Regions from separate parts of the Homo sapiens genome. Here regions 1 and 3 are each linked to region 2. The links are chromatin loops, found by intact Hi-C in ENCODE. Cell type or tissue: heart right ventricle. All regions are shown on one strand. Region 1 has its middle 160 kb from the start of INO80D-AS1. Region 2 overlaps LOC124907966 (a long non-coding RNA gene). Region 3 has its middle 220 kb from the start of PARD3B.

Evidence for each region. A loop is a pair of places that touch in the nucleus more often than their neighbours do. Peaks named below come from ENCODE experiments on the same cell type or tissue, not always from the same donor. Only the 100,000 strongest peaks of a DNase experiment are listed, where the experiment ranks them.
Region 1: it touches region 2 in a loop (5-fold over the local background); 16 of 110 quality-filtered maps call a loop at or near these places.
Region 3: a loop joins it to region 2, with 2.8 times the contacts of the local background. A loop is called at or near these places in 15 of 110 quality-filtered maps.

Annotation. Positions count from the first base shown.
Region 1 is chr2:205,922,710-205,930,709 of GRCh38, forward strand. No RefSeq gene overlaps it. Among named protein-coding and RNA genes, the nearest start is that of INO80D-AS1, 160 kb to the right of the region's middle. In heart right ventricle, CTCF peaks have their summits at 3,306 (motif pointing left) and 3,511; a DNase peak (open chromatin) is centred at 3,292; H3K4me3 peaks cover 677 bases; H3K27ac peaks cover 293 bases; H3K27me3 peaks cover 4,716 bases.
Region 2 is chr2:204,141,427-204,149,426 of GRCh38, forward strand. It overlaps LOC124907966 (a long non-coding RNA gene), which reads right to left. Exons shown (of 2, transcript XR_007088054.1): 2 at 3,796-4,033. Among named protein-coding and RNA genes, the nearest start is that of ICOS, 210 kb to the left of the region's middle. In heart right ventricle, no CTCF peak of the experiment used is centred here; a DNase peak (open chromatin) is centred at 3,995; H3K4me3 peaks cover 855 bases; H3K27ac peaks cover 873 bases.
Region 3 is chr2:204,321,540-204,329,539 of GRCh38, forward strand. No RefSeq gene overlaps it. Among named protein-coding and RNA genes, the nearest start is that of PARD3B, 220 kb to the right of the region's middle. RefSeq lists an enhancer at 98-1,297. In heart right ventricle, CTCF peaks have their summits at 4,041 (motif pointing right) and 4,240; DNase peaks (open chromatin) are centred at 582 and 4,062; H3K27ac peaks cover 2,639 bases; H3K27me3 peaks cover 585 bases.

The sequences.
Region 1 (8,000 bases), 1.8 Mb after region 2:
GGTGATCTGCCCACCTCAGCCTCCCAAAGTGCTGGGATTACGGGCATGAGCCACTGCACCTGGCCATAACCTGTTTAATTTTTAAACAGAAAAAAAAAATGAAAAGAGAGAGAGACAGTTAAGGTCTTTTTTTTTCTTTTGAACAGCAAAGTACTCAACCAGGGAATGCTCTCTGCCCCCACATCATCCATCATATGATGCTGCACGTTTTCTGAGACCACCAACTGTGTATGAGTGTGGAATTTTTCCCTCAAGGAAAGTGGCTGAAACTCAGTCACATGAGACTCCTATAACTGTGCTGGACAGAGCTGAGGAAAGATGGAAAGACACTCTGGGGAATGCTCTGCCTGGTGGGAGGGAAGGCGAGATGACCCAAGGGTGCTGAGCTCTTCAAGCCTCACATCTCTGATTCCATACACAGCATCCTGGAAGGGACACATCTCACCCAGCAGGTACACCATGGAAGGCATCCAAGGTCCCATGGGCCTTGGGGACCGGGCACCACTTTAAGGCATGTCTGGCTCCTCACCAGCATGGCGGGCCCTGCTGACTGAGGCATAGGGAGGCCACACGGGCTTCTGCCTGGCACAGCCAGGACCACCCTAGGCACCAGGATGCTCAGAGCCCACCCCTTGGCATGCTGCCCAAGCTGATGGATTGCATCCTGTCAGGATATTGATCCTGATGAACTAGGAGACCCTTGGCTATGATTAAATGAACCTGAGCATAAAAAAAGTCATGAGCTATAGATGATACCCTGCCACTTGGGAGACATTGCCAGAAAATCAACTCCAAACAGCTCTAATGGAATGTGATCGAGACTTTAAGCATCTAGGGAGCGGGGTGAGAGGAAGTTCTTCACAGCCAGAGATGCCTTCCAGAGTCTGGAAGGCCCATTCACTCGGCCTGCAAACCCTGAGTCTGTGTGCCTACGGGCAGTGCTTGAGTCCTTCCAGACCCAAGGCTGAGCCCGAAGAAACGGAAGGGCCCCTCAATAGCTTCCAGCCATGGGAAAGACTTGTGCAGAAGTGGATAGGGAGGTGGATAATGTGGCATGGCTCTTCGGTGGGATCTGAAAACCTGAATGAAGCTGCATCAATGCAGTTTTCAGGATGTGTCTTCACTGAGGGCAGGTTCTGCGTCTAACTCACCTTTCTCTTCCCCACATCAGATATTCCACCCGACAACACGCTTCCATTCTCACTGAACCCAGTGAAGCTAGTGGGCAGAGTCCAGTGCCCTCAGTCACTCAGTGTGCCTCCAGCTGACACCCCTGAGCATGTACTGTGTGCCAGGAAGACCTCGGAGCTCTGCCCTATGGAGCCCCCATGCTGGGAGGAAGAACAGGGAAAACACAGCGAGGCCACGGCTAGGAAAGTTACAATGCAGCGTGATGGACACAACGACAGAAGAGCCCCACTCCACACCCAGGCAGGGAGAGAGGTCAGCTGAGGAAGATTCTTGGGGGCCCAGTTGTGATTCTAGGAGAAGAGAGCGAGCTCCTGGGCCTGGGGGAGCGGGATGACAGCCACAGGGGTTAGAGCTTATAAGACTTGTGATTGGTTTTCTTCACAAAAATCACAACAGGATGAGAAGCAGAGGAGTGACACCATCACATCCACATTTAGCAAGTTCTTTTTTTTTTTTTTTAGATTGAGTCTTGCTCTGTCACCCAGACTGGAGTGCAGTGGTGTGATCTCTTCTCACTGCAACTTCTGCCTCCCAGCTCAAGTGATTCTCCTGCCCCAGCCTCCCGAGTAGCTGGGATTACAGGTGCATGCCACCACACCCAGCTGATTTAGCAAGTTCTTTCTGACTGCATTTGGGGACGGGATGGAAGGATGGCAGAGGGAGGAGCCTGGAGGCAAGGAAAGCAGGTGGGGGGTGCCCACCTGGGGGGCTGTGGGGAGGTGGGGAAGGGGTACAGATGGAAAGCTCTGTATTGACTGTATTCCCTACTGGCTGTGAGGAATAAAGGAGGAGAAGGAGGCAAGGGTGGCGCCCTGGGTCTGCCTTGGAAGCCTGGTAGCAAATGGTATCATGGGTGAGGTAGGAAATTCAGGAGCAGGGCAATGGAGAAGAAAACTGCACCAACTCAGGTCAGAGCATGCTGAGCTTGAAATACTCCCGGGAGGACTCTGTGGAATGGCGCCGTGGGCGGCTGACCTCTGGATCCAGAGCCCTGGACAGAGGCGGGAAGTGGGCCGGGATCTAGGAACCAGCAGGGGAAGCTGACACCTGGTAGTCAATGTTCTCCAGAGAAAGCACACGGGGTTATTTAAAACAAGCACCACAGCAAAAGAATAAATTGGTATGGCTAAAACCCAGGAAACACCCACGTTTAAGAAAAAGTAGAAAGGGAAAAAAAATCCACAAAGGAGACGTTTTAAAAGCCTGAGAAAGAGAATAAAAACCAGGAGAGACTGATGGCATGAAAACAAAGGGGGCCGGGCGCGGTGGCTCACGCCTGTAATCCTAGCACTTTGGGAGCCCGAGGCGAACGGATCGCTTGAGCCCAGGAGTTTGAGATCAGCCTGTGCAACATGATGAAACCCCATCTCTACCAAAAATACAAAAATTTGCTAGTTGGTAGGCCACTTGGGAGGCTGAGGTGGGACGATCGCTGGAGCCCAGGAGGTCAAGGCTGCAGTGAGCCGTGATCACACCACTGCACTCCAGCCTGGGCGGCAGAATGTAAGACCCTGTTGAAAAGAGAGAGAGACCTCAAGGACATTGAGTCTGATTTGATCTTCACAGCAGCGTTATCGTTCCCATTTTACAGAGAAAAGCTGAGGTCCAGAGAGCCAAGGAGATTAAGCAACCTGCACACTCTCTTACTTTAGAAAACAGGCTCACGTCATCTTCCCATAGCTGCCTCCCACGGGCTCTTAAGTAAGTCCCTTCCTTCCCTTCCTTCCTTCCCTTCCTTCCCTTTCTTTCTTTCTTTCATAGAAACCTCCTCTTCGTGGTAAAAATAAGTAACCGGGATAGAGTATTCCACACTAATGTTAAGAAATGAACTGAAGAGATTTCAGGCCTTGGGGGAAGACCAACATTTGTTTAAATCCTTCAGGCCAGCCCCAGCCCATGCCCTCCACAATCCTGGAGGCTCATCCCTGACAGGTCTACAGGGGTGAGAGTCTGAGAGAAGGGTGGAAACACGGTAGCCCGAGAGACACCCAGAGGGCTGTGTGGGCTACGCGACTTCCCGCGTGGGTGGAGGGGTCGGGCAGGGTCCCTCCCGGTCCGGGGCCGCTTCTCGAGACAGCCGGGCATCCTCCCTCCCGTGAGCGAGCCTGGAGCGCCACCTAGTGCCCGCCAGCAACATGAACACACGCCAAGGAGCGCTGCCAGCGACAGGAGCTGGGCTCCCGGTGTTTGCTCCGTGGTGCTTCTGTCCGAGAGACCCTGGAACATTCTCAAGTTGTGCGTCTCTCAAATCTTCAGTCTAGTGTGGCCAGTTCCGATGATCTGAAAGGTTTTCCAAAGAGATCTTCTGTGGCCTGAGCACCGGGAATGAGGACAACAGCGGGGAAAAATAACAACTACAAGAGTGACCAAAACCCTTAAAAGGCTGAGACAGATGGACAGCCCTGGAAGAGAAACCCAGTGTCTCAGGGAGAGCTAATAAAAAACTTAAAGAGAAGCAAACATCAACCTTGAAAGCAGCCGCCTTAAGCATTAATACCAGACATGCTGAGTGATATATCCGATGGACAAAATTATTTTCCCATGAAAAAAGGGAGAAGCGAGAGGAAAGGAAAGGGAAAAGACATATGCATGTCCATGAGGGAGTTTTTAAAGGGTAATAACAATACAGAAAGAGAAAAGTGCATGGTCCTTTGTAGAAATGGGGATGGGGCTGCTTGATTTAGGATTCACCTGATGTGGGAATGATGGAATTTCGCTCTGCACCCGGCATAAGAGTAAATCAGTCCTGAAATGTACCAGAGAAACCAACAAACACAACATTACCTTCTCCTGCATCTCTCATGGAAAGTGTCCCGAAGAGGCTCAGCAGAATGGAATTGAGCTGAGCTGCGATGAGAAGGCATATACACTATAAAGAAACATTCTATATAGAAGCAATCAATCCAAGGTGATTCATGCAATCAGCCAGTCAGAGGTGTAAATCCCACGGGGTGCATGAGGTATGCCACAGCCTGGATGCCTATTTTCTGGGGGCAATGAATGAATGGATTTCTCCCTCCTTCCCAGGCTCCAGTGCTTTTAGCAATTGGCACTGTGGCAGGATTTATACCATGGTTCTTGTAAATTGTACCTTCTCTCTCTCCTTTTCAAAGATTTCTTTCAATAAAATGCAGATGGAATTGTTGGAGAGCTGCTTTTCATGTGTTTATAGGTTACTTCTGCTCGGTTGCTTGTGCAGGTGCGTGTCTCTAGGCCTCTTTGTTTTTTATTTTCTCTGCCTATTAGGGAAATGGAAACATATGGATTCCTTGTTTGGGCCCAGCGGACCTTATAGAATAGGATCCCTGTTGCCTTCCTCACACATCTTCCTGTAATCACATGTCTCTGAATTAGCCTCTTAATCTCCCAGTGGAAAAGCCGTAATACAGGGAAATACAATAAAATGCATATGCATTCTGAATGCCAAAGCATTTACAAAGTAGATGGGAATGTGGTCATTTATACAACTGTGTAAGGACAGTCTTAGCTGGCATTGGTTACAATATGAATAAAGAAGTAGACATTCAAAATGGCAGACATATCTGGTGGTCCAGCAAGCTAATATTTTCAAGTCTAGCTAGGAGAAAAGAAAAAATAGTACTGAAGTGCAAAGAAACTGGAGGCTTGGATTTGGATCTGAAACTCCAACATAATCATTTCCAGGTTACATGAGCAGTTTAATGCAGAGATTTCATGACTTTTCTTCACCTGGAAGATGAAGAATCTAGAAACATATGTGGAGTGTTCTCAGAAATGCATAGAAACAAATGGTGAAGGCCTGCTATAGGTAATATCCCCATGTTTTAATTCCCATTGTAAATAAAGATCCCATTTACTGAAGGCGGCATATGTTTTATTAATATGCCCCACTACGGCCCTTTAGGAAGAGGCAATAAGCAAATGTTCACCCAAGAGGCTGTCCACCATCCCCAGCAGAGTGCTTATTAAGACTAATAGGAACATACAGCATCTATGTTGCGAAAATTTCAGGAAAAGAAAAGCCCTCAGCTAGAGATGGTTGTTTTGCAGTCCTTCTTCCAAATCACTATAAGGACAGCCTGGCCTCATCAGGAAGGTGAGGAGGTAAAGCGCACAGACGACCATCTCCACCATGCCTGGACAAAAAGACAGATGTATCCTGTGAGGTCTCAAGCTGGCAGTGTTATGCGATTGGGAAGCCCCAAATGATGTACAGAGGTTCAGACCAAGATGCGGCTCAGTCCCCCTGTGCTTCTCTGAACCTTTTGGAAACACTGCCAAAGTGGCAGGTGATGAAGTCACACTCTGGAGCCCTGACAACAATGGCCCCTGACCATCTTCCTGATACGATGGGTGGGAAACCTGCTCTTCTTGATGGATAGATGAGACTCGGGTGGGGCAGTGACTTTCAGACCCTCACAACCCCTTCCCTAGACTGAACCTAGGATAGGAAGGTAGGAACCCCTCAGGAAGAATCTGAAGAGATTCATTGTGTGTAATGAATGATATTACTGCATCTGAAGACTGGAGAATCATTGTATGTAATGAATGATATGACTGATGGCACCTTTTTCTCAGACGAACAAAGAGCAAACAGGGAAAAGAACCACCCACAGTGTCTGCATGGAAAACTCTTACAAGTGACCCACATGACTTGAACTTGATTCTTCTCCTCTCCAATTCATGAATCCAATTCTATACTAGCTCCTTCTCTAAAGAGAGTAAACACCATTGTCGAGCAGTGAGGTCCTGACCAATGGATTGACCTGCTCCAGTTGTAGCCCGAGCTCAGCTTTGAATGCATAACCTCAGGCAGATTGTGTGACATTTTGAGCCTGTTTCCAAATCTGCAAAATGAGATGGTTGAGCAAGGTGATTTCTAAAATTGTTTTCAGTCTTAACATGTAGGACTCTACGTATTTTGTTGTTTTGATTTTTTAATTTATATATTTTTTATTTTCACAGACAGGGTCTCACTATGTTGCCCAGGCTGGTCTTGAACTCCAGGACTAAAGTGATCTGCCCACCCTGGCTTCCCAAAGTGCTGGGATTACAGGCGTGAGCCACCGTGCCTAGCCTTGGACTCTACGCATTAACAGTTAAATATTAACATTAACTCTTAGGATGTGCTGCCTGTGCCAGGCAAATAGGATACCCATGACTTAGGTGAGCCCAGAGGTGGTTTCCCGACAGAGCAGGGTTTGTCCCCCCACCCTTGTGTGGATTCCCCTTCTGACCCCTCAGCCCTCATTCAAGAGGTGGCTGGCCAGAAAAAAAAGGATTGCATGTGTTTTGTCGTGGAAGCATTTTCTCATTTGGTCTCTTATTGCCAGTAGGAAGATATAATAAATACTAATTAAAATAACTTGATGCAGCATTTTTCATCTTGACAAATAGCTTGTCCCCCATCTTTACACAAACAAATTAGAAAAAGCATATGAGGATATATGGCTCTAGACAGAGTAAAAGAACAGGAGCTATACCATGCACTTAGTATATGCCACCAGTTGTACAGTGAGCCTGTGACTGCAGCTATTTCAAATGTAATTACCTCAGTCACCCCCCACTGGGCAGGGACTCTTAAGGTCTGCTCAGCTTCTAGTGCATGGCTGGTGCTCAATAAATGACAAATGCAATTATAATAATTAATAATTCATATATTAATAATGCAATCCCTTTCCCGCGCTCAGTAATTGCCGCCAACAAGCCATGCACACACAGGAACTGGCACTGCCAGGCGCCCGGGAATTTCTCCACACTTCCATAAACCTGTGTCCAAAGGTCACCTTGAAGAGGCAATCACAGCCGCCTGTTAGTCTAACAAAGATGGCTGGTTTAAATGCTTCATTTTTTTCCTATCGCCTTCCCGTTTCAAATATTTACAGCTCTCTTCGAGACCCAGCCTTGAGAAATAAATGCCCTGTTGACACAGTTGATAGCAGTTGATAGCTGTGGAAGATCCTCCTTGTACTCCCAGGAGGCACTGCAGTCACCTCCTTTATCCCAAAACTGCAGAAAGTTCAAGGAATTGAAAGGTACACCCAGACTTGAGAGCCTTGAGGTGTAGACAGAGCCACTTATCTGGGGTGAATTGGTGAACTCGATTTGGCACATCCTCATCCCACAGTGAACAGATCGTTCATTTTGGAGACAGTCACAAAAATCAAAAGCTCAAGCAGGTTATTAATACCCTAGCAAGTCTTCCCAGAAGAGGGCTAATGCTGATTTATTTATCTCATCTGTGCTTTCTTTTTTCCTGGCATTCTTTGATTTTTCACAACGCAGGTAATTCTACTCTGATCAGAACTCACTCAAGTTGCCCAATGAATTTCAATTGCCAGTTTTAGTTTTCCAACTGGCCTCTCCTCCCCGGACATCCATGCGATTTCCAAACTGAGATTAAACCTCAGTGTTTCTGACTCCCCACAACCCCATCCCCCAAATCCATCTGCTCTTCCCCCAGTCCTTCCCGTTTTCTGTAGTAATAAGGCCATGGTCAGCAGGAAGGAAAGAGGCTGATGTCATCAGACAATCCTCTAATCCTTCTGGAGCCCAGAAATGACTGACCTTTTGTTATGCATAAAATCCACTCCTACATCCTAACTTAGAGGGACCGGAAGGCAAAGGAGTCCTTTAAACTGATTGTCTTGCTTCTTACAAATCATTTTTTCACATTATTTTGTCAGCTCTACTTTCTTTCAGGTTCCCAGTAAAACCAACTAAAATAACAGCTTCTGACTTCACCTTCAGAGGATAAAGTATATATAAAACCAACTTTCAGACGTAATTTTCTGGGTGTTGATTAGAGCACATTCATCAAGATAATGTTT
Region 2 (8,000 bases):
ATAGGTTATATAATTCTCTGTATGTAATTTTTTTGTTGTTGCTTTCATTTTTTCTTCCTCTCTATCTCTATATGTTTCTTTGAAAGACACATTTAAGGTGGAAAGTTAAACTAATAGCTGCTATTAAATTCAAAAAGAAATGTCATCATGTATTTTATCTTAAATTCTTCTTAGAATAAAGTAAAGCACTTGAGTAATTAGTTGGTCAATCATGTTGCTTCTTACAGAAGAGTCATTGTGGAACATCAAAGAAGAAAATATCTTTAGCTCTGGTTTTGTAGAAGATATAATATTGTTTCTCAAATTAAATGCTTCTTAAAGCAAATCTTTTAAAAAGCAAATGGCATATTACCTTATTTTGGTAAGCTAAGAGATAAAGGTAACTACAAAATGTATAAATCATTTCTGTTTGCTGTCCCCAAAGCTTCTTGTTCATCTATAAAATTTCCCAGTCTGCCTTTGGACATTGTGTTCCTTAGTTAGCCAAATCAGACAGCGCTCCTTTCTTCCTTTGTAAGCAACACTCCTATGGCAGATTTTGGTAGGGAGCCTCTTCTTCAGCCATGGGAATTGACACAGTGTAATGGAAAGAAGAGGCTCTGAAACCAGATGGGCACAGGTTCAAATCCTGTTCCTGCCACTTATAGCAGGAACCTTGGGCAGGTTGCTAAGCTTTCCTTAGCCTCAGTTCTGTCTAAAGTCAAATAGGGGTCAAATAGGGGTAATAGTACCTGCTGGCCTCCTCCACCTCAGCCACCACACCAAGTCCTGTTTATCAGGCCCCTCTCAATAGACACACATCTGCCCCCCCGCTGCCATTCCTTCCTGGCTCTACTGAATTCAGCCCACCATTTTCTCTCACTGGAATTACCACACAGCCTTCCCTCTGATCTCTGCTTCAGTTCTTGCCCTCCCCCATCCATCCTCCATATTGTGGTCAAAGTGAGCTTGCTGAAACACAACTGAATCGTGTTACTTCTCCTCCACTACATATTCTTTACTGACTTGGTAAAGACCCATTGTCATGACCCTGGGACCAAGTCCAAGCCCCTTCATACATACCAGAAAGCCCTTCTCCATCTGGCCCTGCCTATTCTGCCTGGCTCTCTCACCAACCCCAACTCACTCCAGGTTCAGCCACAGTGAATTCTCCTTTTCAGGGAACCTGTCAGACTCTGTTTCCAAATGGAGGCTTTGCCTAGATTTCTGTCTGTCTAGAACACCCCTCCTCCCTGATCCTCTGCTGAAGTCTCACCATTCTTACACCCTGCTCAGATATGTCACTTTCTTCAGAAGAACTACCTCGGGGTTCCCTACCACCTTCCCCACCGCTGCCCCCAAGATCCGTGAGAGAGTTTTTCTCCTGTGAGTTTCCTTAACACCTTGCACTGTCATGAGCCTATTTACCTCTTGTCTCTCCCACTAGCCGTGGGCTCCATGAGGGAGAAACAAGGTTTTCCACATTTTGACATCTTCAGGGCTCGGCTCAGTTGCCTCATAGAAATTGCTTTAAAAATATAAACTAAATGGAAACATGAGTTGATGAATATATTTCAGGGTTTTGTGTGGATTAAATGAGATAAAATAGAAAAATTACTGGAAATATTGCATTCACTCAATAAATTATAATCATTATTATTACTATTACTATTGCTACTATGGTTATTAATACTATTGCATAATATCGTACTGCTTTTAGATATGATTGTGTCTTCTGCCTATTGAAACACATGAGCAAATGTCTCGAGGGCTTTGGACAATTTTTACTCCAGATATATGATGAAAACTGCTATAGGCGATGGTTTTGTTAGGTCTTTGAAAAATTGTGCCCCTACCTCCAGTTCCTTTATTTTCTGGTTTGAGTGCCTCTTGCAACCTTTTAGAAATAAGTGGGTTTATTCATTGTAACATGCACTTTTGCCAGTTGGTTTTCTTCTATGTAACCCCTTGCGTCCCTATTCAACAGAGGCTAGTAATTACCATAGCAACCGCAGCATGTGGTGTCTATGCGCTCTCAGAAACAAAGCACATGCTTTAAAAAAAATTGCGCACACACACACACATTAATTTGTAACATGAAATTCTGTTTCATGGTGTTTATGAAGGAGAACCACGCCTCCCAGTAAACCGATTCACCTTCCTCACTAGACCCAGGGCTCAAACTGCTGTTCCCTCTTCTCCCCACCCCCGACCCCACGGCACTCCCTAAGTACATATTGATTCATTTTAAAAATGAAATTTTTGTGCAATGGGAAAAAAGCATGGAAAGGATTCAGTTTCAGTGGGAAGGTACAAAGGTCAGTGAGAGGGTGCACAGCCCCATATAGCGGTTGTTTCTGTCTGAATGATGATTATACTACCAAGGGGATTCATTAAAATGGAGCCTATTGCTGTTACACTGAATGAGGCGCTCCATAAATTCTGCTGTGAGCTTGTCAGGGGCTAAGTCCATATGTAATGCTTAAATACAGCGCCCGCATCTGCATGCTGGGGTTTGCACCCCAACCCTCCTCTGCCTCCTCAAATGCTGGCTGTAGCACATACTCACTCCAGCCCAATCAAGAACCCAGGACCTGAAATCCTGTGCGTAACGCAGAAATTGAGAATTCCCATTGCCGTGTTTCCAGCAAGACATGAGGTTTTAGAATGCGACAGAATCACGAGGTGGACTCTGGTTCTGGGTCCCAGGAGGGGACCAAGAAGGCTTTAGTTATATGAAAGGAAATATCTCGGACCCCCCAAATCACTAAGCTGAAAGGAAAATTCAAGATGGAAACTGCTCTGGGCAAACCTGCCTCCCATTCTATTCAAAGTCATCCCTCTGGTCACTGAGATAGCTGCATATTCTAATGGTGTCTTTGGGAAAAGCTTATCAGAAACTCAAAAGAATGCAACCATTTGTCTCTCACCTACCTGTGACCTGGAAGCCCCCCTCTCTGCTTTGAGTTGTCCCTGCCTTTCTGGACAGAACTGATGTACTACTTACATATGTTGACTGATGTCTCATGTCTCCCTAAAATGTATAAAACCAAGCGGTTCCCCGACCACCTTGGGCACATGTCATCAGGACTTCCTGAGGCTGTGTCACGGGCTCACAGGGCACGCATCCTCAACCTTAGCAAAGTAAACTTTGTAAATTAAATGAGACCAGTCTCAGCTTTTCTGGGTTTACAGTTAGAGCAATTTCAGGCTGTGTGTTATTGTGACCTCTCCACACCATCCACTTAAGAAAGAGGGTGGAAGCATGTGGCAGGGAGTGTTCAGGGTACGGATGACTCTTGGTGTCATTAGTCATGAGCACAGGCAAGTGACAGAGGGTGAACTCTTTCTGGTCAGCCTTCTTAGGTCACCTGAAGAGAGAAGAAATCCTGAGCAGAAACCCTGCTTCAACCAGACCTTTTTTTTCAGTTGTTGTTTAAACCCAGTCAGTGGGAAGCCTCTTTATGAGTTCTGTAGTTGAAACTCTGAGTTTTTTTTTTTTTAATTGCTTTGGTCTAAGGAAAAAAATAATACATTCTAGTGAGAGGCTTCGCAGGGCCCCAGAACTATCTGAAACTTTCTGTTCTGCAAGGAATTTGGTTAGGCGGCCTTCTCGAATACCAGGGCATTCTCTCTCAGAAAATGGAGCTCAACAAGAACTGAGGGCAGGCCAGGGCGGGAGTGGGTTGGCAGCTGTATGCTATTCAGCTTTTACCAAGTATTGGGTGAAATGCACGAAATTTAAACGGGAATTCCTGTTTGCTATTTCCCTGCTTGGCTGGAGGAGGTACTGACACAGGTATCAGATAACTGATATTGAAACAAGAATTCACAATTTTTATTGACAACTTGGAAAAGTCAACTGGAGACACACAGTTCTCTTGGAAGCCACTTCCTTTGACCTTCCTGACCCAGTGTCTCCAAAAGCAGGTGAGGATGAGGCTTCTCTTTGTCCAGGTGGGGACACGGTCTCTCCCGCCCCTCCGGCGGCCTTGTAGAAGATAGCCACTAGAGGGCGCCTTTCGCCCAGCCATGGCTCCAAGCGCTAAACCTGCTTCATAGGAGAGCACATTAAGCTGAGAAGGAGGCAAGTCAGTGACGTGGGGAATTATTATGCACAGTTCATTTCCTTATAATTTAACTCTCAGAGTAACAAAAGCATAATGTATAGCCTAGTTTTCGGGTCTGATTTACAACAGTTTAAACTAAAAGATGATTTCTGCCTCACCCACCCCCCTTCTAATCACTTCTGCTATCAGCAACGGAGAATTTTGTATTTCATCACGCGCTGCGTCCTCCTAGGGACACAGATCTGAGAAGAGGAAATTTTAAAACAGGGTTCCTGCAGCAGAGATGGATGCAAATTTTCACTTTCTGCTTCAAATTTCATTATGGCCTTGCTAGTTAAAAAACAAAAGAAGAAACAAAACTTTACGCCTTTATTATGGTTGTTTGGTTAGTATCCCTCACTACTTTTAAACACCCGGAAGTCCAAATGGGGCAAAACAGTTTTGTTCCCAAAGGGCTTATGGAGTCAGTTTCAAACCCAGAGGTAAAAGGAGTGAGCTTGCCGCCCCTCCCCGGCCCGTCTCCCCAGTGGTTCCCTCTGACCCACCCTCCAGCGGCTGACCCTTTTTTTCCTTCTCCCCAGCCCTTCCCTGTAGATTCCAGCCTACTTTGAAGTCTCCTTCCTCCGGCTCCTTGAGCACTTACTGACTCTACCAGCAATTTAGCATTGTGTATCTGCTGTCTCGTTCACTAATTGCTTCATATGTGTATTTTTTCTTCTCCCCAAGGAAAAAGAAATAACATTTTTTTGAGTGCCTACTTTGTCTAAGGCTTTTGGCTAAGGGTATTGCCTGTGATTTCCTTTAATCTTTTAAGCAACCCTATGCCTTAGATGCAATTGATTTCATTTTACAGATGAGGACACTGAGTCAGAGAGGCTAAATCACTTACACAAGGTTACATTACAAATAAAAGTCAGGATTGAAACGCAGGTGCCTCTTGCTGTTATATCATTCTGATACCCACTTTGATGGTAAACAAGGTGAGTGTCTCACCCTTCCACACTTTCAACACCAAGCAGAATGATAGGTTGATATAAAAGGAGAGAAAAAATCATTCACTGAGGTGCTCAAAATTGTTTCCATCTGTTGATTAGGGTTGGCAAGTGAGTAATCAAGTGGCACCCATAAGAGAACAATGGTTTTTTTTAAATAAATATCTGGTGCCTCCCAGAACAACTCTCAGGGCACTGGGCTGCTACAAAAGCATTCGAGCAGGAAGATAAAGCCCCCGAATAAAGTCAGTGAGGAGATGGTCTCTAAAGACCCGGTGGAACCTATAAACCAGGATGCTCGTACTCATCTCTGGTTGACTCTGCACTTTAGGAAGGAAGGGAAATTGGGGGCAGAGGAATGTTGATTCCTAACCTCTGAGACCACACTAGTAAAACATATGGAACCGATAAGGAAATTATCATAGTCCCTAAAGAGTGGTTTTAAGAACTCAGAATTTCATTGCATTTGGGGACTAAAAACACAAAAAAGGAAGCATCTTAGGGTTTCATGTTTATCTTATTTTTGAATTAAATGTTTTTCCAGCTTTATTGAGGTATACTTGACAATAAAAACATATATATTTACAGTATAAAGGTGATGTTTTGGTATATGTATACATTGTTTAATAATCACCACAATCAAACTAATTAACATAGTCATCACCTGGCATACTTACCATTTTTTGTGTGTGGCAAGAACATTTAAGATCTATTAGAAATTTTCAAGTATACATTATTTTTAAACTGAAATTTTATTTTTTTTATTTATTTATTTATTTATTTATTTATTTTTGAGACACAGTCTTGCTCTGTCACCCAGGCTGGAGTGCAGTGGTAAAATCTCAGCTCACTGCTACCTCTGCCTCCCAGGTTCAAGTGATTCTCCTGCCTCAACCTCCCTAGTAGCTGAGATTATAGGCGCCCACAGTCACACCTGGCTAATTTTTGTATTTTCAGTAAAGACGAGGTTCTACCAGTTTGGCCAGGCTGGTCTCGAACTCCTGACCTCAAGTTATCCGCCTGTCCTGACCTCCCAAAGTGCTAGGATTACAGGCTTGAGCCACTGTGCCCGGCCTAGTATACATTATTATTAACTATAGACACCATGCTGTATGACAGATCTCCAGAACTTCTTTATCCTAACTGAAACTTTGTACCCTTTGACCAATGACTCCTCATTTCCTCCCCACCTCCCAACCCCTGGCAACCACCTCCCTGCTTCTATGCGTTTGACTTTTTTAGATGCCACATATAAGTGAGATCCTGCAATATTTTCCTTTCTGTGCTGGCTTATTTCACCTAGCACAGTACCCTGCAGGTTTACCTATGTTGTTATAAATGTCAGAATTTCCCTCTTTTATAAGGCTGAATAGTATTCCACTGTGTGTGTGCACATGTGTGTATCATATTTTCTTTATCCATTCATCTGTTTATAGACACTTAGGTTGAGTCCATACCTTGGCTATTGTGAGTAGTACTGAGATAAACATGGGATTACAGACACATCTCTTTGAAATACTGATTTCGTTTCCTTTAGACTGATACCCAGAAGTGGAATTGCTAGATCATATGGTAGTTCCATTTTCAAAATTTTGAGGAGCCCTTCCATATTGTTTTTCACAATGGCTGTACGAATTTACAGTCCTGCCAACAATGTACAGAGCTTCCCATTTCTCCACTCCCGTGCCAACACTTATCTTTTGTCTTTTTGATAATAGTCATTCTACCTGGTGTTGAGATGATATCTCATTGCATATCAATTTGCATTTCTCTGATGATGAGTGATATTGAGCATTTTTTCATATATGTGTTAACCATTTGTATATCTTCTTTAGAAAAACGTCTATTCAGGTCCTTTACACATTTTAAAATAGGGTTGTTTCAGTCATTTAAGTTCCTTATCTATTGTGGATATTAACTCCTTATCAGATACGTGGTTTTCAAATACTCTTTCCCATTCCATAGGCTGCCTCTTTACTCTGTTGATTGTTTCTCTTGCTGGGCAGAAGCTTTTTAAGTTTCAGGATACAAAATTAATATGTAAAAATTAGTAGCATTTCATATACTATCAATGAACGATCTGAAAATCTAAAAAAAAATCTCATTTGCAATAGTATAAAAACTATTCAGAAATAAATTTAACCAAGGAGGTAAAAGATCTGTACACCGACCAGTATAAGACATTAATGAAGGAAATGAAGAAGACACAAATAAATGGAAAGATATCCTGTGTTCATGGATTGAAAGAACTAATAATGTTAAAATGTTCACATTACCCAATCCGTAGCAATCTACAGATTCAATGCTGTCCCTATCAAAATTCCAATGGCATTTTTCACAGAAATTTTCCTAAAATTCATATGGAACTAAAAGAGACCCCCCAAAGAGCCAAAGCAATCTTGAGCAAAAAGAACAAAGCTGGGAAGCATCACAATACCTGATTTCAAATTATACCACAAAGTTATAGTAAGCAAAATGGCATGGTACCAGCATAAAAATAGACTCATGGACAAATAGAAGAAAATAGAGAGCCGAGAAATCAATCTCTGCATTTATGGCCAATTGATCTTCAACAAGAACACCAATAAGACACAGTAGGGAGATGATAGTTTCTTCAATAAATGTTGTTGGGAAAATCGGATATCCATGAAGAAGAATAAAACTGGAACTTTATCTCACACCATATAGAAAAATCAACTCAAAATTGATTAAAGACTTAGATGTAAGACCTGAAACAATAAACGACCAGAAGAAAAGATAGGGCAAACGCTTCTTGATATTAGTCTGGGCAATGATGTTTTGGATATGACCCCAAAAGCACAGGCAACAAAAGCAAAAATAGACAAGTAGGATAGCATTAAACACATCTTGGGGGTTTTGACTGTTAAGATTGCCAAGAAGCTAACTAATGCCTAACTTTAAGGGTATCCCAAGAGCTGCATGATCACAGCACTCTGCA
Region 3 (8,000 bases), 180 kb after region 2:
AGACTGGGTGGTCACCTATGTCTGGGCTTAGTAGTTAAAGTGCCGTGAGCGATTAGCAATATCTACTATGGACAAGGGAGAAGGGGAACGGTGACAAGGTTGCTATGTGTTTTCCAAGACCGCGCCTACTACCAGCAGTGTGGAGGAGGGCCCACATGGAAGAGATCATTGTCAGGGAGAGCGGGTGATCTACTAATCCATACAAGAGGTGACGGACATCTGGAGAGGTACAGTGCAGGAACCAGACTCATAGGAGATTTCAGAGGCGCAATCAGGAGGCTCTGCTGAATGAATTTAGTCATGGATGAGATCCAGGCACTAAGGGCATCTCTGGCAAGCGAGCAAATTTCAGATGAGGATCGCTTTATGGTATTGGAACCAAACCCACTTGGCCCCATATACACCTCAGAGAGGATAAGATGACTCGGCAGTTCTGGGAACTGCCAGGGCACATTCCACAATTCTTGCCACCGAATCACTTTCTGATGTCTGTGGCCTCAGCTGCTTAGCCCAGCAGTTCTTGTGATTTATTCTCCAGAGCAGCTCCCAGAAGTTGAAAATCCTCCTAGAGCCAAAAACAGGAAGCATCCCCCACTCACCTGGCCCAGGGTCCAGGAAGGAATATGTGTGCTCTGACACACCCATGGTGTAAGTTCCCATTATGTCAGCAGTGTTTACCATCTCCAGGCACTTCCTATGACATAGGAGCACCGCCAAATCTCTTCACCAGCAGAGGAAATGACTAACTCCAGGAAGTCATCCCTTCTCCCTCTATCCCCCCAACCAAAAATGGAGAGGCTGTTGGACTTTCACTAAAAATATCAACACCATCTAAAAATAAGGTTCATCAACTCTGCCCTTGCCCCAGAATTCCTGACCCGAGCTCCTCTGACATCACCACTGGCCCCTGTCAACAGAGCCTCTCAGAGCCACCTCCTAGCTGCCCTCTTAGCTTAAAGTTCATTTTGAAATCAATCCCCACCAGCCTTCCCACCAATGAGATCACGAATAATAGCTGGCCATGACTGTATCAAACAAGTGTTTTCCCAGGGGATGGAAGGTCTTCCAAAACTCTTCCACAAGCACACGCACCCAAGCGGGTTTATTTCCTGTCTGGTTGGCTTCCTCCAGGCTCATTACGGTTTCAAGGTCATTTTCCAGAAAAGGAAAGAGAGTGCAGGAGTGTGACCTTTAGCAGTCTCGGGTGGACATGCAGCGGCTGACCTGTAGGAGAGTCTAAATGAAGCCATTTGTTAGGAAGCCATTGACAAGCACTTGGGGTATTCAGTAGTGGCACTGTTCCTACTGATGGTTCCTGGGGCACTCAGCCTGCTGCAGAGCTTTCTATTCTGTCTTGAGCTAAGAGACCCCAGCTGAAAATTGGCATTTGCTTTGGCGGTGGTGGTCTTGGTTGTTCTCAACTGATCTAGAGGAGAGTTGGGAAGAAATACCTAATCTTTAGTCCAAAGGAGAAGGATGGGAGAAATAAGACATAATTCTAGATTCAGTTGTGGTTTTTTTTTTGAGTCCCCAGGCTGGAGTGCAGTGGCGCAATCTCAGCTCACTGCAAGCTCCACCTCCTGGGTTCACACCATTCTCCTGCCTCAGCCTCCCAAATAGCTGGGACTACAGGTGCCTGCCACCACACCTGGCTGATTTTTCTTTTTTGTATTTTTTAGTAGAGACAGGTTTTCACTGTGTTAGCCAGGATGGTCTCGATCTCCTGAACTCGTGATCCGCCTGCCTCGGCCTCCCAAAGTGCTGGGATTATAGGCGTAAGCCACCACGCCCGGCTAGATTCAGCTCTTAACTCCTATATTGCTGGAGGTTTCTCTAATGACTGAACTGACTTATTAGCTTTGCTCCCCAAACAAGGAGGCAAGAAAGTCTCAAATAGCAACCCTTCCTCCGAGAGGAAGTAGCACAGCATAGTGGATAAAAGCTTTGAAGTTAGGGTCTCTGGGGTTAAATTCTGTTCTTGTTACATACAGCTGTGTGACATTTTAGCACGTTATTAGGCTCTGTAAGACTCAAGTTTGTTTCTCAGACGTAGACTGGGGTTTGTTATGAGGATCAGTTAAATAAGAAATGAACAGTTTATACACAGTCAGTGCTCCATAGAGGTACCTACCTGTTTTCTTTATTGAGTGTCTTGCCTTGTGCTCGGTGTTCTTCTAGTGCTGGAGATTCTACAGAAAACAGGACAGACAAGGCCCAACCCAGAGTAGGACACAGAGGTAGCCATTTGTGGATGCTGAGTGGCTGGTTGGTGGAAATGGCATGTAAGCTCAGGAAATGAATTGAAAATAGGACTGGGTGGGGCAAGACAGTCTTTCATTGTTAGTCCTCACTCCAACATCCAAAGAGCTCTGGAGGAAGGAGAAGGAAACTGACATACAGAAACATCCAGGATGTGTGCACATGTGAGGCCACTCTGGTGGGATGGTTTCTTCTCAGAGCTCCCCATCAGCTTGAGCACGATCTCAGGAGGAGCCCAAGGGATGGGTTCAAGGATGGGGGGACACACAGTGGTCACTGCAAGTCTTGCCCCCAGCAACTTTGTAGGCAAGGGGACTCCAGCTATCTCCAAGGCACACCAAAAGCAGAGGAGGCTTGGCCATTATGTCTTCAAGGTGACCATGAGGAGGGAATTATGAATATCAGGAGGCAGCTTAGGAGACCAGAAGGTAGGTACAGAATGATGATAGTGACAGAGTTTATGAGGAAAGAAATACATTGTAAGTTTGTGGGTTCAAATGGAGCCATTGAACTGAATCCATTAGTAACTTTGGAGACCTTACTTAATTAGAAGTTAGCTTGGTTCTTCTGTGTGCCTCAAGCAGCATGGTGGGCAAAACTTTTTTGCTCTAAGGGTCTTCATAGTCCTTCTCTCTCCTCCACTCCGGAGCCAAGATAAGGATCACATGCTGTGATGTATTGTAGTACCTTCTCTCTCTCTCTCTCTCTCTCTCACACACACACACACACACCCATTCTTAAGCTCTTTTTTCCTCCAAATTAAATGTTTTCTTGGTCATTTGTATGACAACATTGCAGCTTGTATATTGTTGAATGTTTCTTTCTCATTTTGAGCAGCCACGATATGTTCAATTTGAAGTTGTACCTAGGGAAGCCCTGGCAGAAGACACAGGAGACGTACGGAATGAAGCAGGATTTAAGACAGACGACAACAATGGGTTGGGGGTTGGTTTGCGAGATACTACTCTCTTACTCAGTTGGTATGGCTCCAAAAGGCCTGGAAAGATGCCAGGAATGAGCAAAGACCCACCAAAATAAAACAAACAGACAACAAAACCCTACCATAAACAACGAGAAAACAAAAAAGACAGAAAAACAACCCATCAGGTTGTATGAGGTTGTAACGGAGTTCTGTCTATGAGATGCTTTCGGGGTGACCAGGGTACACTGGCTGTTCTTGTCTTCCACCCCAAGGCAAGTCAGCACCCCCTAGAGCCAAGGAAAACTCACCGGAAGCTGAGGGGGACAGCAGGGAGACAAGAGTGGGTGACTACCATATTACGTAGAGTGTCAGCTCCATGAAAACAAGGATTGCCTTTCTTGTTCAGTGAAAACCACAAGTGCTGGGGACATAGTAGCCTCTCAATAATTATCTGTTGAATGAATTTCATCATAATGTTGCTAACATTACCCTGCCATTCCTTCAATACCTTAAGTTGTGGATCTACTGTATGGGATAGGAATGTGTCATTTTTTTCTATCAACAAACACAGGGATTCATTTCAAATGTAGATTATCATTCTAGACTCTCACTGTGTTAATGCCTTTTCCTAACATTTGAGGGAAACAAATCCAGGTCACATATATCATGTTCTATTTCACAAATTCTAGTAAGGCTCAACAGTAGTGCATGTTATTATTACCTAACTTTAGAGTGGACCAATAGTATTTACAAAGCGGTATAGGATGTTACAGTCAAGGTTTCAGCCCTTTTCCTTGAAGCCAATTACACCCCAAGAGATTTTTTTTTGTTTTGGAGGGTCATGACAGAGGATATCCCCTAGGGGGCAGTGTGTGCATATGTTTCAACCAAGCAAGGAGCGCATTTCATGGCCCGAGGTAATTGCAAAGGCTACAGGAGATCGGGGAGTCTAAGACACGAATGCACTATATGAAGTTGTCCTTTAGGCAGAGCAGAGTGGAGGCGACCTGAAAGAATTGCTCAATAGAAAAAAACCTAGTGACACAGCAGAAAATTGGGGGATGGTAACTTTCAAGGCTCCAGCCACCTAAATGCTTAAGGTTCAACACAGGAATCATTTGACACGCTCCTTAACATTTGCTAAGGGGTTTTTAATATTTTTATTTATTACATTTTATATTTCATGTTTCTGACATCCATACAGAATTGTGTTTCATTTTCTTGTCTATTCTAGGTGGCAGTTCAAATTCAATTAAAGTTAACCAGTTTTAATTGAGTAATAATAGTTGATAATGTATTATTGAGTGCTTATAATGTTCTGAGTGTTTTACTTACATATTACTTTAGTTAACGTTTCCACATCACCATGAGGTGAGGACTGTTAATATTCTCACTTTACAGATGGGAAAACTGTGGCATAGAGAGTTTACACAACTTGCCCAAGCTTAATAGTCTGAGTCGAGGACACATTCTCTTAAATATTTTACTATGTCACCTCCCAAAGAAGTGCCTCTCTAACTTTTTAATTTAATTTAATTTTACTTTTGAGAAAGGTCTTGCTGTGTCACCCAGGCTGGAGGGAAGTGGTGCAATCTTGGCTCACTGCAGCCTGGACCTTCTGGGCTCAAGTGATTCTCCCACCTCAGCTTCCCAAGTATTAATAGCTGGGACTATAGGCATGTACCACCATGCCCGGCAAATTTGTTGTAGAGACGGGGTCTTACTATGCCCAGGCTGGCCTTGAACTCCTGGTCGCAAGTGATCCTCCCAACTCAGCCTCCCAAAGCACTGGGATAACAGGCCTGAGCCATGGTGCCCAGTTCCTCTCTAACTTTAATGAGTTCACATATCACTTTGAGACCTTGTTAAAATGCAGATTCTGATTCAGTAGATCTGGGTGGGGCCTGAGAGACTGTTTCTAACAAGCTGCAGGTGATGCCAATGCAGTTGGTCCGTGGACCACATTTTGAGTAGCAAGAACCTAAAAAGGAGTGTGTATTGAGGGTAGAGGGATGTGAGGATATAAAGATGTGCATGGCGTAGTCCCTCCACTCAAGCAGATTATATCTGCTAGAGAAGGTTAGGGCAACTACACAAGTGGTGTATATTATGAAAGAAAGTGTATGTCCAGGGCCACAGAGGCACAGAGCAACTCAATAGGTACTAAGTGAGGGACTTTCTTCTAGGATAGGACAATGCACTTCAGGAAGGACAAGCAGGATGAATGAGGTACAGTTCCTGCCTGTGAGTCGTTTGCAAGCTGGTGGGGCAAGGTCAACAGACACATAAATAACCCTAGTACGGGCGTAGGTTTTACAAAAGAGGCTGCCCAGGATAATTCTGGGAACAGGAAGGAGGGACAAAATGAGGGAGGTGAGCATTTCTTTTTCTTTCTTTTTTTTTTTTTTGAGATGGAGTCTTGCTCTGTCACCCAGGCTGGAGTGCAGTGGCGCCATCTCGACTCACTGCAAGCTCTGTCTCCCAGGTTCATGCCATTCTCCTGCCTCAGCCCCCTGAGTAACTGGGACTACAGGCACCCACCACCACACCAGGCTAATTTTTTTGTATTTTTAGTAGAGACGGGGTTTCACTGTGTTAGTCAGGTTGGTCTCAATCTCCTGACCTCATGATCCTCCCGCCTCGGCCTCCCAAAGTGTTGGCATTACAGGCATGAGCCACCGTGCCTGGACAAGCATTTCAATTGTGAATTGAATTAGAAAGCTCAAGGAACAGAGCTCTCATCTGGCTGCAGACCTGGAGAAAGGCCTCATGAAAGAGATGGGATTTGAGATAAACCATGAAAGACAGATGGGGTTTTGACAGTGCATAAGGAAGGATATTTCAGGGAGGAAAAACCAGTTTAATCCAAAGTTCTGAAATACAGAAGTACAAAGCAAATTTGGGGCTAAGGGCATAGTCTTATTTTCCTATCTAGACACCGTACGGAAGTTGTGCTGAAAACCATGCTTTAGAGCAATGATTCTCAATCCATATTGAAAAAAATCACTTAAGGAGTGAAAAAAAGATTTCGATGCTGGGGCCTCATCCCCAGAAATTCTGATTTCATGAATCTGAGTCAGAGGTGAGAATCCATATGTTTTTAAATCTCCTCATTTTTATTTAGATAATACGTATGTGCAGCCAGATTTGAGAACCATTACTCTAAGCAATGATTCTCAAATTGTGCTGCCTGGGTCAGCAGCCTCAGCATCACCTGGGAACATCTGGAAATGCAAATTCTCAGGTCCCACCCTGGACCTACCGAATCGGAAACTCTGGGGGCGGGGCCAAGAACCTCTCTTCTAACAAACCCTCCAGCGATTCTAATGCAAGTTCAAGTTTGAGAACCAATGTTCTAGAGCCTTGCTCCTCCAAGTATAGGCCACTGGAAGCTTACTACATGCATGGAATCCCAGGCCGCCCCTCAGGACTGTTGAATCAGAACTGCAGTTTAACAAGATCCCCAGGTGATGGGTGTGTACATTTAAGTTTGGGAAGCCTGGTGATTTTCAGGTGAGAAGTCTAAACTTTTTAAAGACAACAATGGGAAGCAGCTGAAAGTTATAAAGTGGTGGTATAACTGATGAGCGCCCCAGGAAGAACCAGTGGCTAACTGAATGTAAGATGGATTGAATAAAACAGATCCTGTACAATACACCTTAAAAATGGATCCTGCACGACGATCCTAGAAAGAAGTCCCAGAGAAAATCCCCTTGCCACTTACACTTCCAGGACCTTCTTCTCCTATTCTTTCCTTCTTCGAGGCTCCAGGAGAGAACAGTGCACTGGGGCCTCTTGCCTCGCTGCTTGGAGCTCCTTTGACGGTGGAATCTTGCCAGCCATTGATCCAACACTGGGAGTTATCGCGGCAGTGCAACTGCAGTCAGGCCTCAGCTCCAGCTTGTATAATATTTCTGATAATAAGAGAGCCTAAATGAAGCATCCTTTAAAAGGCCTTCACTGTTAATTTGGCACAGGGAAAAAAGCCAGCACATTATACTAGGTTTTCCAGTCATTCTGCCTGTGCTATATGGACTCTTTGAATAGATGTCCATAATGAGATTACTCAAAATGGAATTCATTACCTGACTTCGGATTTATTGCTTTTTAACTAGAAATATAAGGCTACACACACTCTGCTCCCAGCGTTAGTTGTGTGACTGCCCCGCTTCTCCATTCCAGAATGGGTACGGGAAAGCAGGGTGAAGAAAATGCCCAGGAAGCCTGGGGGTCGTGGACAGTAAGAATGGAGCAAACAATGTGCTTCATTAGGACGGGTGCATTGGAACCCCGGGCCTCTGCTGCTAAGTTCTGCTTCCACAGTCTCACCATGGGGATCACAAGCCAGTCACCTCCTCACTAGCATAATTGGAAAGACTCTAAGGGGCCCCGAAGTGCTGAAGTGCTGTAAATTAGCAGCGTTCAATTCTGATGAACATTAAAGGGAGTGTGCAGTTAATTCCTCCGCACATGCTGATCGCAAAGTCTTCCCACTGGGGGCTTTTGGCTTGGAGCGTTACAGGGCCATTTGTTCTGCATGGCTTCTCCACCAGGGCAAGGACCTCAAGGTGAGTTAATAGGCTTGGCTTCTCAGCACTTTATTTTAATCTGTATTTACCATCATCATATATATTTTAACAAACCTCTGGTGCATGGCATGCCATTGAGCACTGCACAAACTAGATAAGAGAGACGGGGCCCTGGTTTCACTGGCAGAGGGCGGCAACTACATTCAAGGGGGTAACTGAGAAATCCTGCCTTGTATGCTAGTTGGTGGCGCTCCCTAGTCGCCACTGGCTCTGCTGTCTGCCACATGTCT